Linked DNA regions of Mus musculus: region 2 is linked to region 1. A link is a loop called in an ENCODE intact Hi-C map of the cell type or tissue named here. Cell type or tissue: left cerebral cortex. All regions are shown on one strand.

The links. Peaks named below come from ENCODE experiments on the same cell type or tissue, not always from the same donor. Only the 100,000 strongest peaks of a DNase experiment are listed, where the experiment ranks them.
Region 2: a loop joins it to region 1, with 3 times the contacts of the local background. A loop is called at or near these places in 6 of 42 quality-filtered maps.

Annotation. Positions count from the first base shown.
Region 1 is chr13:38,621,290-38,629,289 of GRCm38, forward strand. The region is part of intron 2 of Bloc1s5 (biogenesis of lysosomal organelles complex-1, subunit 5, muted); the gene reads right to left. Among named protein-coding and RNA genes, the nearest start is that of Bloc1s5, 9.8 kb to the right of the region's middle. In left cerebral cortex, a CTCF peak has its summit at 4,911 (motif pointing left); a DNase peak (open chromatin) is centred at 4,903.
Region 2 is chr13:38,061,997-38,069,996 of GRCm38, forward strand. No RefSeq gene overlaps it. Among named protein-coding and RNA genes, the nearest start is that of Riok1, 29 kb to the left of the region's middle. In left cerebral cortex, a CTCF peak has its summit at 3,043 (motif pointing right); a DNase peak (open chromatin) is centred at 3,035.

The sequences.
Region 1 (8,000 bases):
GATTCAATTCAAAATATTCCTAAGATGCTTAGTACCAAATGGCCACTGCTCCTTCACATTTTCAAAAGCAAAACCCCTAAGCTGGAGACTAGATTTTTAAGATGAATGCGTGTTTGTACTATACACACATGTGTGGCTAGCTCTAGAGGCCAGAACAGTGCACTGCATCCCCTGGCGCTGGCGTTATGGATGGTTGAGAGGCACATGATGGAGGTGCTGGGAACTGAACTCAGGCCCTGTGGAAGAGCAGGAGGCACTCTCAACCACTGCGTCATCTCTCTAGCCCAGGAGACTACATTTGAAAGCTCACAATTTGTTTCTCATGGCTGATAACGCTAGTACTGTGCACAACACCCCCTGTGAAGGAAAGGGACAGTGTTTTCTTGTTCCTAACACACGGCATATCAGTGTTAGGTGAGAATGTTGAGTTTTACTGCAGTCTGTCCTTTTCCCTCAGGATGGGACTTGAAAGTGTGTCCTCTCGTTTCAGGCACTACTCAGGAGGCTCTCACAGAGGGAGGACAGCCTCCTTTCCACAGGCCTTCCCATCTCCCTCCACATTCGCCTATCCTCATTCTCTGCCCCAACACCGGCACTATCCCTGGGTCTCACCTCAGTCTCTTTATTTCTTGTTTGTTTGTTTGTTTGTTTGAGATAAGGTCTTCTATAGCTCTTGCTTCAAACTCCCTGTGAGGCTGAAGCCGACCTTAAACACAGACCCGCCTGCTTCCACCTTCTGTGTTGAGAGCACTGGTCTGCACTGTCACATCTGGCTATATTGCTTAGTATTAATTCTATGATTAAACAGGTAAAAAAAAATATTATGGACAGCCAGTTAGGGCTATGCAGAGAAACCTTGTCTCTAAAAACAAACAAACAAACAAATAATAATTACAACAACAACAATAGTCAGGTGTGGTGGAACATGCTTTTAATTCCAGCACTTGGCAGGCAGATCTCTAAGTTCAAGGCCAGCCTGGTCTACAGAGAGATATCCAGGACAGTCAGGAGTACATAGAGAAACCCTGTCTCGAAAAAAAAAATCCAAAAAACAAAAAAACTACACACACACACACACACACGCCATGGTGGGATGTATGTGTGTGTGTGTGTGTGGCCCAGAGGACAACTTGAGTGAGCCAGGACTCTCCTTCCACCATGTGGCTTCAGGGATCCAACTGTGGTCATCAGACTTGGCAACAAGCATCCTTACCCATTACGCCCATTACCACAGCTCTGGCCCCAACGCGCATGCTCATGCTGACAGGAAAGCTTCTGTCTAACTCTCTGATGTGCAATGGCCCTGAGGAAAAGCTCATCTGAACCCCATTCCTGGAGCCCTGAGAACCCTAACCGTGTGTCTGTCATCTCTACATCAAGGTAGAGACGGGCCAGATACAAAGCCCACTGGCATAGCAGACAAATCTGCCAACAGTTGGATTTTCTTCCCTTTACAAAGAGCCTATTCATTTAGCCTGGGGGCCCAGAGGATTTCTCCCCCTATACAGTCCAAGGTGGTTTGTTTTCTTCTTTCAGAACTGGTCTCGGGCATCGGGTACTCTAGGTTAATCTTCCCAGAAGGTAGCACGAGCTTCAGTACTAGCAATTTCATGAAAAATTTCCTGAGTTCTCTTTTGTTCTTCTCGGCGCCTTGATTTCCCCGAGGCTTGCTGTCACAGTCTGGGGTCCTCTGGCCTCAGCAGCAGCAAGCCGTCCTTCCTCTCTAGTCCCTCTCTTGTCAGGGTTAAATCTTCTCAGGCTTATTTTAGGACTATAGATTTTGACTGTTTATTCCCAGGCTCTTTGTTTAATTCTCACCTCAAAAATAATGTTAACATTTTTATTGTCCCTAGGCAGTGCTGTGGTATATGTCTTTAATCCCAGCACTTGGGATGCAAAGGCAAGCGATCTCTGAGTTTGAGGCCAGTCTGGTCTATAGAGCTGTTCTAGGACAGCTGGAGCTACACACAGAAACCTTGTCTTGAAAATAAATAAATAAATAAATAAATAAAACGAACTTTCATTTTCCCCAATTCTTTCACCTCACTTCTTTCCTAGTTTATTTTATCCAAACATCTGGACAGTTTTCCTGATTCCGACTTACACTTTTCCTATAACTTTCTTCTTTCCTGTCTTCAGCTCTATTGCTTCTCCAGTGCGGCCTTGGCCTCCATGGTGTCACTCTGTGGAGGTGGGGCCTGTGATGCAATCTGCTAGGCTCTGCTCTTCTCCAAATGGCCTATCAGGATATCCAAATGGGCCTGATGGTGCTTTTGAGGGGCCTGCAGAGTCTCCATGCGCACTTGGCCTTTGCTGCTCCCCGACTTCTGGCATTTCTGATGTCAGGGAAGCCTTTAGGCTATGGACAGCTTGACCATTTGCTATTCTGAGGCTATCTTACTTACCATTTGGCCTTATTGTTGCTGTTGCTTGTATCTGCTGGGCCAAGTTTCGCTGCATGTTTCCAGAGACAAAATTTGATGATGAAAGGACTAAGCTGTTAAAAACTATGCCATTAATGCTGCTGTTTCGAGATGGCATTGGAACTGGGAAGAACCAAGTTTAAGAGAACTACATCAGCACTTATGGTGAGGAATGACTATTCTGTCAGTACAGAAACAAGGGCACCTAACCTAAAGTGAGGGAGCAGAGCTCTGGAGCTCCAGTCAGGGAGGGCTCTTCTCAGTCCAGAGGAGACCCCCCCCCCCCCGAGGGGGGGAGTGAGAGGATTCCTTGAGATACAGTCAAATAACCGAAGCCAATCACTGCAGCAGGTTACTGTTATTTTTTTGTTGTTTGTTTGTTTTGTTTCTTTCTGGGTTGGTTCTCTCTCTCTCCCCCTCCCTCCCTCCTTTCTTCCCTTCTCTCCCTCCCTGCTTCCTTGCCTCCTCTTCTTTCTTGTGTTTTAAGACAAGGTCTCACAGAGCCCAGGCTGGCCTCAAACTCACTATGAAGTTGATAATGACTTTAAACTCCTTATCCTTCTGCCTCCATCTTTGAAGGACTAAAATTATAAGCATGCAATCACTCCATCCTGTATTATTATTACTATTGTTGTTGCTATTGTGAGAAAGGGCCTCATGTAGTCCAGGAGTTGCTTTATGGCTGAGAATTGCCTTGATCCTCCCGCCTCTGTCTCTAACTACCGAGATGATACCAACTTTATGCAGTCCTGGGGATCAGGCGCATAGTAGGCAGGCAGTCTACTGAATGAAGTGTTTCCCTAGCTCAGGCAAGTCAGTCAGCAGTCTTAGCCCACTAGTGATAAAAACGAGCTTACATCCTGAGGAGGCCTTTTCCACAGCTGCCATGAGAGTCCTTCCACCTGATAAGTGCTTGTTAAACTGACATATTTGATTGAGAACTATAATCAACATCAACCTCAAAAGGAAAAGGCTATAGTAGCACGTGCTTATTAAACGCCGCATCTTACTTCCAGGCTAAAAAATTGTTGGAACAATGCCTAGCAGCAATAAGATAATGGCGTGTAGCCTCCCATAAAACTACATATACTTTAATTTCTTAGTTCAAGTTGAAATGGATAACAAATCTAACATACTTAAAACAATGCCTAGCCATAGGCACTTACACTGTTAGTAACTATTGATACTGTCATAAAGCATTCACCTTAGAGATGCAACTTGATGGCATTAGAGAAAAAGGGCCAATAAGTAAATCCTTCTCTCGCTCTAATGCTAACCAGCCTCATGGGGAGAAAGGTCGGGGTGCTATGAGATTCTACGTGGTGCTGCCTTGAAAGAATTTTTCCTGGACCAATTCATCTCACACTTGAATGCACTTATTTTATCTCCTAAGACCAAGTTTCACTAGATATTCCATGGAGGCCTTGAACTCAGTGACTGTCCCGCCTTCCTCCCAAGTTCTAGGATTACAGAGTGTACTGCATGTCCACTACCTGACAGTCATACCCATGAAGGCAATTCCTTCTGAGTCCTGTGTTACGGCATCTCTGCCACACTTGGAGGACCGCTCTCTGCTCAAATGTCACCCTTCTGTGGCAGTCTCCTGTGGAACCCTGCAGGGAACTGTTCCTGGAGTACTGTCCTCTCTCAGGGCCTCTGCTCTGAAGCAGGGCAGCTCTTGATCTGTGTGTATGTCTTCTTGTACACATTCTGAATTTGCAATTGAAGCTTTCTGGCTGTGAGGGTTTTCTGTCACTTACTTTTCCATGTGTGGTATGACAGACTAACAGACAGACACTTGTGCATCATTTTTATTCCATATTACCAACACTCGAACTGTGACTGGGGTAGTCACATGCCTCTAACAGAGGCTGGCTGCTGCTTCCTGCCAGCCCTCTCTTTTACCACACAAAGTGGAGACATAATGACTGAGGCTCCATAGCCACTTTTAAGTGTAAGGGCTATGTGCCAAGGAGACAGGCTGGAAGCAGCTGACATCATAGAGTCACCATGCCAGCCCTGGACTTTCCAGATCTGCCCCAGGACTATGCAAGAAACATAAGCTCTTTTTAGGCCTGTTTTCCATGTATCTGTTACTAGTAACTACACACATTCCCACTGAGATGCCTGGGTGTTTGGTAAGTATTCAGTAAGGCACTGAAGGGGGTATGCCAGGCACATTCTAATACAGTAACACAGGGTCTCAGAGAGACCATGGTGTCTCATCTACAGCTAGTACCACAATGACTTAAAGGGCAATGCCTCTCCCCAGGAAACTGCCACACTGCCTTTCACAAGCTCTGGGTGGGAACGTGCCCTGAGAGAGGCTGCACACCATCCCAGGCTTTACCCCCCATGTTCACTGGAATTCAGGGAGAAACTGTCTAAAGTTAGGAGAAAGGCTGCCAACTGGTCTTAAACACCGAAGGCAGAGCCTGTCAGTCTGCTGTGCTTGAGAACTCTGAGAAACGCTGCCACCGTGTGGCACTTAGTCCTTTTGTAGAAAAAAAGTTTACAAAACAATGAGCCGGAGCTTCTGGTCAGCTCTTCCGAAGCTGAACTCTGCCTGAGCGCAGAGATGGGCAGGCTGGCTCTGCTGTAGCTCCTCGGTGAGATGGATCCCTCTGTTAGAGGGTCCCTGCTGGGCATGCTTGCTACTGTCTCTGTGTGAGCGCTGTAGACGGTGCTGGACTCCCAAGTCTCTGGACTGTATCTGATCTTTCTTTCCTTTTTGATTATTTGTTTTTACATTTACTTTTAAGTCATAAGCATAAGCTTTTGCCTGTATGTTGTTAGTATGAGTGCCACATGCATGCCTGGTTCCTACAGAGACCAGGAGAGAGAATTGGGCCCCTGACACTGGAGTTATAGACAGCTGTGAGCCACCATGTGGGTGCTGGAAACTGAATTTGGGTCCTCTGAAAGGGAAGTTTAGACCTTTTAAGTCACCTTTCCAGCCTCAAGCCCCAAGCCTTTCCTTCTATATTTGTGAACAGCAATCAGAGATGGGGCAGATGCCAACACTTAGGAAAACTTCTGTGCTATACTAAGTAAGCTCTTGGGAGAAGAAACACGGAAGGTCAGTGTGTGAAAAGAACAGACCGAGCACTTGTCAAAAAGAGCAAATCCAACACGGCCAACATTCGATTTCTGGGTCCTTAGGGCAACACTGTTAAGTGAGATGGTCTTCAAGATACAAGAAGCAGTTCTCTTGTACCTTGTGGGTTCTGAGTATGGAACTCAAGCTGCAGGTCTTTTCTTTACCTGCAGGCCCATCTCAGCAGGCCCTTTGTAAGCACTGTTCCAAAAGAATGCTTATACAACCTGGTCATGGTGGCACATGCTTTTAATCTCAGCATTCATGAGGCAGAGGCAGGAGAATGTCTGTGAGTTCCAGTCCAGCTTGACCTACAGAGGAGGGTGTACAGAGAGTCTTCAAAAAAACAAGAGAGGAGGAGAAGGGAAGAGAAAAAGGGAAGGTGAGAGAGGGGAGAGAAGGTGAGGAGAATATGTTTATAACATCTGTTTAGGCAACCCCTATTTTATCTAGAGTTATTAAAAAGTGACCCCAGGGGCTGGGTGATGGCTCTGATGTTAAGAGCACTCATAGCTACTGCAAAAAACCCAGGTTCTGGTCCCAGCCCCTGTGTAGTTGTTCACAATCATTCCTGACTCCAGTTCTAAAGATCTGGCACCCTCCTCTGACGTCTTGGCACCCGGCATGCACACAGGCCATATGCACACACCAAGGCAAGTACGCATCCGCATACAGATGAAATACATCTAAGATCAGGGGACTGAACTGAGCCCAGTGCTCCCGTGGGCAGCGGCACACTAGGGTCAGAATGACAGAGACGATCAGCATGGCGCCTGTGCAGGGGGTACACAAATCTGTGAAGCCTTCTCAATTCTTCAGTCCAGGCTGAGGGACAAAGAACTGAACGCAAACTCATTTCAACTATTGTTAAAAAAATAAACCCGATTTTCAGAATTAGTACATTGTATCTGCTGTACTTGCTATCATCTTTCAACCACATAAACACTTTTTTTTTTTAAAGGAATATAAAACTATTTATTGACCACTGTTCACCATTATTTACAATAAAGTAAATATACAGTTGGATGACATTCTGATACTACAAAGTTACTTTTCTGGCTCATTGAACCATAACCCAAATACTGAAAAGACTGATCCTACCAGTAAGGAATGAGTCAGGGTAAAGAAAAAGCATGCAGGTCATTAATTGATATTAGCAAATTTTGTTCACTCACTTAGCAGGTCTTAAATTGCCAACGTCAGCTCCAGCCACGATTCTATTTCCACATCAAACAGATTCCATAAATCATAACCTTTTAGTACAGACTTTAACTTTCTACAAAGTTCACCAGAGGAACCTTTACATAGACTGGCTGACCTGGACCTGCCTCTGCCTCTCAGCTGGCCTCTTAGGTCAGAGCTCTATCTGCCTCTAGCCCAAGTCTTGTTATTAAATCACACTATTACTTAGTCTAATTCCACATAAACACTTTTTATCAACACCCACAGAAAGATGATTTTAAAGTGAAGTCTCATTTAACTTTCATAAAAACCCACATTCTGCAGTCTATGAGGAAACTGAGCCCTGCAGAGCAAGCAGTCATAGCTTGTAAGAGAGGGGCAGGACTTGACCCCAGGCATGGATGGCAGAGCACTGTGTTCTTCCTACCATTCTTGTCTTCTTGCCAAGACCTTGGAGGGCTTAAACATCCTCTCCAACATATGTCCATTGTTCCCTGACAACTATCTTACATGCCAGTCAAAAGAAGTGCTGACTTCAACTGAACACAGAATAATAAAAACATAGACGTAAAATTTCTTTTCAGGACTTAGTTTCATTTGTATAATACACTTACAGAAAACATCTCCATTATTTTGAGGATGCCAGCAGAAACATGCCAGGGCCTCTGAATTTTTGGGATGTCTCGGCTGATTTCCATGCCTTGGCTCAGTTTTTATGAAGTAGGAACTTGGGTTACAGAAGCCACCTTAATTTCAAAATTCTACAGTTATTTAAATAAATTATGTCCTTTGAAGTATATTTATAAGTATTTGTCTTAATAACAAAATTAACACAAAGGATGATTCACTGACTGTCAACCTCAGCCAGACACTGCAGGTGTTTCAGATACAAAGGAGAATACCATAGGTCTGAAGTCAACACTTTAGTGATGAAGCCAGCAAGGCCAATGACAAGAACACAACCAGGCTGGCCAGCAGAAGCCTAAATGGCTGCCCAGGTCTGCACTCCTGGGTACACAGGCCATCGCCTGTGGAGTGTACTGTGAGGCCAGATGTGTTGGCACTGCAGGGGATATCCTTTTGGCTTCAGATGTCTTGTTATTGTATACAGTAGGATGTATACAGCATCCTACTGACATTATTAGTCGCGGGAAGAGGACGAGGGAGTTGGGGAGCTGGCATATGCAGTACTTGGATTTTTCTTTGAGTTAAGTGCAGTAGATTCTAACCTTTTTAAACAAACTGTAGAATTTGTCATGGTCAGCAAAGTGAAGAACGGCTGCATGAATAAATGTTTG
Region 2 (8,000 bases), 560 kb before region 1:
GGTGAGTTTGAACGGAGTCTTCCGGTTTATAACCCAAGAAGCCACAGCCCACTGCAGTAACTGTGATGAGACTCGTGGGGGGAGTAAACTTACTGGTAGGAAAGAGAAAATTACAGGACACACATTGAGAAAAATTACCAGGTGTTAAAGAACCTTTTCCTATTTTATGTAGCAAATGGCTGTGTTAATCCTTGCACCAGACACTCTTATACAGCAACCCAGGGTTTCCGTTTAGACTGCAGCTTCCAGCTGCTTGCTTGATGGCGGGTTATGGTGAGTGCCACCTGAACTCTGATTGTATGTTGGAACATGCTCCTTTCTGCTTTAAAGTTCAAAAAGGAGCTTCAGTTTCCATAATATTGAGAGCACAGTTATCATCTTTGTGCACATTTGAGTCTCTTCCAGGTCTTCTGGTTCACTTAGGCAGCTCTATGTGTTTATTACTTTACCATGTGAACGCAAAGCTAGGGCAAAGCAGAATTGTTCTTGCTGGCGCTGGCCTAGTTGGCCAAAGTTGGTGTCATTCAAAATACCTCGTTACGGTTTAGATCCTAAATGTTCCCCAAAGGCCATATGTTAAAGACTTGGCCCCAGGTTGCTAGCGGTATCGCTGAGTAAGGGCAGAACTGTGGGGTGAGGGCCTGGAGGATTAGGTCGTTGTGGGGTGTGTGGTGTGTGTGTGTGTGTGTGTGTGTGTGTGGGCGTGTGGGTGTTGTGTGTGTGGGCATGTGTGGTGTGTGTGTGTGTGTGTGTGTGTGTGTGTGTGGGCGTGTTCTTGCTGGGATGTCGGATTCTGGTCTTTTCCTCTGCTTCCTGGCCACGGTGATGCCGGCAGCTTCCCTTCATCCCCACTGTAATGTACTCTCACCACAGGCTTCACGGGTGAGAACGAACGCTTCCGTTGTTGGTTGGTTGGCTTTACTTCCTCGTCATCCACTTTCAGCTAAGGCACATTGCACTACAGTTATGCACTTCAACTGTTAGACTGGTTTTAGCTGGTATTTTACCACAGCTACAAGAAACTGAACACATGCCCTGTGCAGTAAGAAATTCAGACTCTCACTTACGGACAAAACTAGGGAGCTTGTATGTTCAAAAGTGTAGATCACGTTTTCAGTTTTATCTTCATCTTAAAACATAGTATTGTCCAGTCATGGTGACCCACTACTTTAATCCCAACACTGCGGAGGCAGAGGCAGGTGGGTCCCTGTTCAAGGCCAGACTGGTCTGCATAGTGAGTTCTGGCCAGCCAGGGCTACATAGTGAGACCCTATCTAAATAAATCAATAAAGTCACCAGCTCAGAGAGGCCGGTCTACCCCTCCTGATTTGGTATTGTCCTCTTGTGTCCCTCACACGTGCAAGCTTTGTCATTCCTCTGCATTATTTTCCTATAGCTCTACCGAGGACAAAGTAGCCTGCCGATTGCCTTCACTTAACGTATAGTGACTGTTTTGTCTGCCTCCACCCTCACTTCGGAATGTAAGCTCCAGAAGGCAGGGGTTTGTATTGTATCCCAGCACCTGATTTGTGCTGAGGTTCGGTCAGCTCTCAGTAAATGTTCAGAAGATGCTCTGTCTCCTGAGCAAAGGAGAGGCTATCATGTATGCCTCTTGTTTATAAGGATGGAAAGACAGAATGGATGTGGGTCAGTTTGCATCCCCCAGGCTTGTAATAGGGTTATCTGACGACCACGTAAAGTGTTCAGTCGAAAAAGTGAGTTCACTGATGAGTACCTCATCCCAGTCCATATGTGGACGGAAATGGGGCAGCCCAGTCCACTTGCTGATGCTTTAGCATGTAACACTGTTAAGGCTTTCTGAGGGCTGCGATGACAAATCTAGGTTTACGCTCCCTCGCTTGCTTTGATATGCAGCTGTGACACTGGGAAGTCACTTTCCTTTGAGGAAGAAGTCCTCATGTGTAAATAGTGGGACTTGAACCAAAGGATTACCAAAACGCTGTCTCAAGTTCATTCACCTGCAGTTTTTTCATGTAGCCCGGGCTAGTTTCAAACTCTCTTTGAACACCCATGCAGTCAAGGATGACCTTGAACTTGGGATCCATATAACTTTGTTTCTCAAGTGTGTCGTCACAGCCTGTAGTTTACCCAGAGATGGTAGGTCCTGGGAAAATGGAGCCAATAAACGGGGCGGACTAAAGTTTCATGCAGTAATTGCCAACTTTATGCTCTGAGGGTTAGGAGGAGTGACATAAGTAAACTGTACAGTCACAAGACAACAAGCTCTGTGTGTGTGTGTGCGCGCACACACATCAGTCTGTCTGTCTGTCTGTCTGTCTCTGTTTAGCAAACTGTGTGAGGCAAAAGCATGTTTTTCCTTAGAGGCATATAGACAACACTAGCCAGCTGTAATGAGTAGTTTGAAGTAAGTGCTCTTGTCGATACACCTGAGAGGAGCTCACATTCCGAGGACAATTCTTTGCTTTTGAAGAAACTGAAGTCACAAGACTTGTCTTCTTGGAGATTTCTCAGAAGACCTCAAAATCTCCCATGACTCAGTTCTTGAACAGTGTTCACCCTGCTTTATGCAGTGCTAGGGATTAAATACGGGGCTCCCTGGGCCGTGCAAACACTGAACTGAGACCATCCCTGGTCCACAATGGTTATTTTAAAAAAGTATCAGACCAATGTGATTTTCCCCCCTAAGAGTCTCATTGTGTCTTCCTTGTTGGTCTCCAACTCACAAAGAACCAGATCAGTATTTTTTTTTTTACCTTAACTTTTTTTATTGGATATTTTCTTCATTTACATTTCAAATGTTATTTCCTTTTCCAATTTCCCTCCCCCAAAACCCCATAACCCCTCCCCCTGCTTCTGTGAGAGTGTTTTTAAAAAAGACTTTAGACACCAAAGGGGTAGGTTGGACTCACTCTTTTGTTTATTAGAACTAAAGAGATTGGGTTTAAAGTGCAGGTCATCCCCTGTGCTGGTTGCTATTAGATGAATCATTAGCCTTTAGACTCTGCTGTTTAGCCATGGGAATGCTGTCAGTTGTGCTCGAAGTCATTTTATTCCACTAGAGGGAGCCATGCCCTTGAGTTCTGATGTTTAACCAGCATGATTGACAGCAGGTGCTGTGCATTTGGGGGGAGCATCCTGCAGAGGAGGCCCAGGTAGCTGAGGTCATTTACTTGGCTTCACCTCTTTACTTCCCCCTAGGCACTAACTCGATGATGGCACATTTAGTGCTTGATTTATACATCAGTCCCTACTTAGAGCCCCCAACAAACTGGCACCTCAATATATACTTTGCAAGAGTCGTAACTGAGTTAAGTCAGGTGTGGTAGCGTATACCTCAGTCTCAGTACATGGGAGACAGAGGCAGGATGGCCACAACAACAGAAGTGGTTTTTCACTGGGAAATAATGCACTTTTAGTATGGCAATTACAGAAACAGATCCTGGATGGCCCTAGATTCACGGTGTAGTGTGGTGGTCGCTTGCTGGTCCTTCAGACTTCTGGGACTCAGTGTCCCGTCTCACCTATCAAAGGAAGACTGAGTGGAGGGGTTCAGAGGCTGCAGTCACGGGGGCAGACACTCGCTGTGTCAGTGAGGTAACAGGAAGTTCCTAATGTTGACTACGTGTCAACTGCTATTTCCCGTATGCTGGGCTGGGTACACTGAGCAAGCCTGACAGCCTAGTTTAATCCCTGAATCCCACAGTGGAAGGGAAGAGATGATGATTCCCAAAAATTGCCCTCTGACCTCTACACACACCTGCCCCCCCCCAATATACACACAGTAATAATTTTAAGTAAATTCTTTATGTGGGCATTTTGTATGTACACAAATAGGAAAAATAGGCTTTTTTCTCAAAAATCTGTATAAACCAATTCTCTGTACTTTTCTAATTTTCTCTTTTTTTCATTATTCACTTTACGTCCCAGTTGCTGTCCCCACTTCTTTCCACTTCCTCCCTCACACAGTCCTCCCCACCCATTCCCTTCTCTCCCCCTGTGTATCCCCCCAACCCTGACACATCAAAACCCTTCAGGGCTAGGCATATAACTCCCACTGAAGCCAGATATGGCAGCCCAGTTATGGGAATGGGATCCACAGACAGGCAACAGCTTTAGAGATAGCCTCCAGTTGTTGGGGGGCCTCCATGAAGACCAAGCTACAGCAAGGTTCTATTCCCAACACCCATCTGGTGGCTTACAACCACCTAACTAGTTCCTGAGGACCCAATGCCCTCTTTTCGCCTCCACGGGCCCTGCGTGGCATGTAGTGCACCGACGTACTTTCAGACATTCATACACATAAAATAAAAATCTCAGAAATTTATTAGGACAAAGAACGTGACTCCAAGTTTCCTTCCACTCTTCCTTCAAACATGATTTTTTTATATGTCTTGTTTTATAAACAAAAAATCCAAAAGAAACTTTTATTCCATTTGCTAAATAAATTCCTATTAAAAATTTTTATGACTTTTTATTATGAGAATAATGCCTCGGAAAGTTACACATTTAACATGTGGCAGGAACATCGGGACTGTCGAGACTATTTGGAAATTTGTGCTTGTGAAATTGGAGAATAATGCCATCTGTTACATGACAGGATTAAGTGAGATACAATACAGGTAATTAATTTAGCACCAGTAAATGTTTACAAAAACAAGTAAAGGGGGCAGGGGAGATGGCTTAGTGGATAAACTGATGACCACTAAGGCACGAGGACAGGAACTTGGATTCACCAGAACCTACATAAATATCAGGTGGTATGATGGCTCCCCTGTAATCCCAGGCATGGAAGGTAGAAACCGTTGGCTAGTTTTCTGTGAACTTGACAAGCTAGAGTCATTTGATAAGAAGGAAATGCCCTCTTTCAAGAAAAAAAAAATGCTCCCACCAGACTGGCCCATGGGCAAGCCTGTAGTGCATTTTCTTGATTGATGTTGGGAGACCCAATTCACTGTGAATGGTGCCACCTATGAGCTGGTAATCCTGGGTTCTATGAGAAAGCCTTGAGCAAGGCATGAGGAGCAAGCCAGTACGTATCATTCTATGGCCTCTGCTTCAGTTCCTGCCTTGAGTTGTGCCTTGACTTTACTGCATAATGGACTTATAAGGTATAAGGGGTGAAGCACCCTCCTCCGATCTTCCATTGCAGTGGAAACTCCCAACGTTTTAGAGTACTGTCAGATCATCACCAAGAGCAGCAGGTGTGGAGTGGAGCTGGCCTAAGGCTAGACGAGCTGTGTGTGCTGTGGATGGCAAAGCCAGAGAAGTGGATCTGCCTTCATCCTTTGAAGCCCAGAAAATTGAGTGGATCCCAGAAGTCTGAGCCTTTCACATCATTGGACTGTTTGCTTTGGTCTGATGGTAACTATACCCTGACTTTGTTTTTTAAACGAGTATCTAACTTGTTTTCTAATTGTACAGCAACCCACAGTTGAGAAACTGTAGGTGGTTTAGAGAGGCTTTGAACTTGAGACTTTGAATGCTTTAAAGAGATTGAGCTTTTAAAGTGTTTAGTTTTGTAAAGACTGGGACTTTTAGAAATTGGAATGTTTTAAATTGTGATATCGATATTAACGGGGTTTGGGGAATGCAAAGGAAAGGTAATGTTAAGGCTTAATGTGTGATAGGTTTGTCAAGGTGACAAAGGGTCAACTATGCTATTTGTTTTTCATCAACTTGACAAAAAGCTAGACATATCTAGGAAGAAGGAAACTTAAAAGAGAAAATTCCTCCTCATAAGATTGATCTGTAGCAAACTGTTGGGGACTTTTTAAATTAGTGATTGATGTGGAAGGGCCTAGGCTACTGTGGGTGGTACCACCCTGGCCAGGGGTACCTGGGGTTTCTAAGAAAGGTGAGAAAGCCATGGGGAACAAGCCAGTAAAGAGCATCCCTCCAAGGCTTTGCTTTAAGTTATTGCCTCCAGGTTCCTGCTCTGATTTTCCTCAAGGATGGAGTGGGCCATGGAAATGTACACTGAAATACCTTCCTCCTCAAGTTGCTTTCGATCATGATGTTTTATCACAGCTATAGAAACACTATACCTTAGAGAGACAGGGATCCCCAGGGCAAGCTGGGTATTAGGCTAACAGTTGCAGTGAGCTCTGGGTTCAGTTGAGAGACCCTACCTCAATGAGTATGGTAGAGAGTAATCGAAGATGACTTCAGACATCCCTTTTGAGCCTCTACACTCATGCTTGTTTGAACATTTGAACAGTATGCACACATGCACTCCACTTACACATACACATTAAAATAAAATGGATTCTTGTAGCCATTCTTTGGCTACTTTGTGGGTTCCATTTTCTTCCACCCTCTGTACCCTTTTACCACCCTTGCAACTCCCGAACACGAGATAGGAGAAAAAAAAGAATAGAAGGGGAAGGGAGTGACATTATCCTCAGACTACTTTCTGCTGATTAGGGGCATCAAGTTTCTTAGGGCAAGTTAGATCTTTGCCATCAGGATAGCTAGTTTCTTCTGTTTCTTCTTTGCACACAACTCTTAACAAACTGCAACCAACCAACAACCCATCTCTCTGGGTCCTAGCATTTATACACCCTCTCAAAATTCCAAATGTCACAAATTGTAGAAACTATCTACAGCTGGCAAAATCATGCCCCAGCTAGAGCACGAGGCAAATCATAGTCAGCTGCTGTGGACAGTCTGAAGCAGTCTCATATCCCACACCTGGGACTAAAATGGAAACAGTCCTATATTATTTTTCTGTTTGTCAAAGAAACCAAACTTCTCGCTTCAGGTTATTATTCTCATTTATTACTAACTGGCACAGTTCCATATAGAATGAAGGCTGATATGTCTTCTTAGACTTGAAACATGGTGACCATTTCAGAGTAGCATAGTTAAATTGAAGCATTAAGACGTCTAAAATGTATAGAACATTCATTATTTTCAGTGATTAGTATTGATGCAGATTATAGGAAGTCATGTGTTATAACTGAAAAGTCTTAGGGTTTTTTTTCCCCTGTATTTGTGTGTGGGAAGGTGTGTATGTGCTTATATACGAGTGGGTGGAGAGAATAGAGGTGAGTGTTGGTTCACCTCTCTCTCTTGGTAATTGATTCTGTTAGAGTTGCTGGATAGTGTGCTCTGGGGACTCAGCTGTCACCTAGCTGCCTCAACCTGGCTCTGGAGTTACAGGTGAGCAGCTATACCATCTTTGTAGGTGCTCTCTGGGGATCTGAACTTGGTTTCTTATGTACTTTGCCAACAGAGGCAACTCCATGACTTTTTTTTTTTTTTCTCTTTTGAAGAGATGGTGTTTCACTGTGTTGCCCAGGTTAGTCCTGAACTCTTGGCTTTGAATAATCCTTCCACCTCAGATTTCTAAGTAGGTATAACTTTAGTTTTATGCCATAGTCTTATCCAGCCAGAGTAGCAGGTTTGACTTAAGAAAACTCAACTTCTGCCAGTTTCCATGGTACATGCCCTTAATCTCAGACTTTGGGAGACAGAGGCTGGATGTCTGTGGACTTGAGGACAGCGTGGTCTACCTAGAGAATTGTAGGACAGCCAGGGCTACATAGAGAGGCCGTATCTCAACAACTCCTTTCCAGGAACAAAGAAAACCCAATTCCCAGTCTACAATCTGTTCTATTATTTTTACAGCTCATAATCTGTATTTTAAAATTCTTTTAGATATTTATTTATTTATTTTATGTATATGAGTACACACCAGAAGAGGACATGGACCCTCATTACAGATGGTTGTGAGCTATCATGTGGTTGCTGGGAATTGAACTCAGGACCCCTAGAAGAGCAGCCAGTGTTCTTAACTACTGAGCCATCTCTCCAGCCCCCATTTAAAATTTTCTAAGTGTTGTTTATTAAGTCGATGTACTTAGATCTGTCAATAAAGAGGCCAAGACATCACTGTAACAGAGACCTACTGAGCTGCCGGGTTGCTGTAGCTCATAAGCAAGGAGCATCATTTGACATGTCCCACCTGGTCGCTGCTTTCTCCGTAATGAGACTCGCCTGGTGGTGACTGTGCTCCA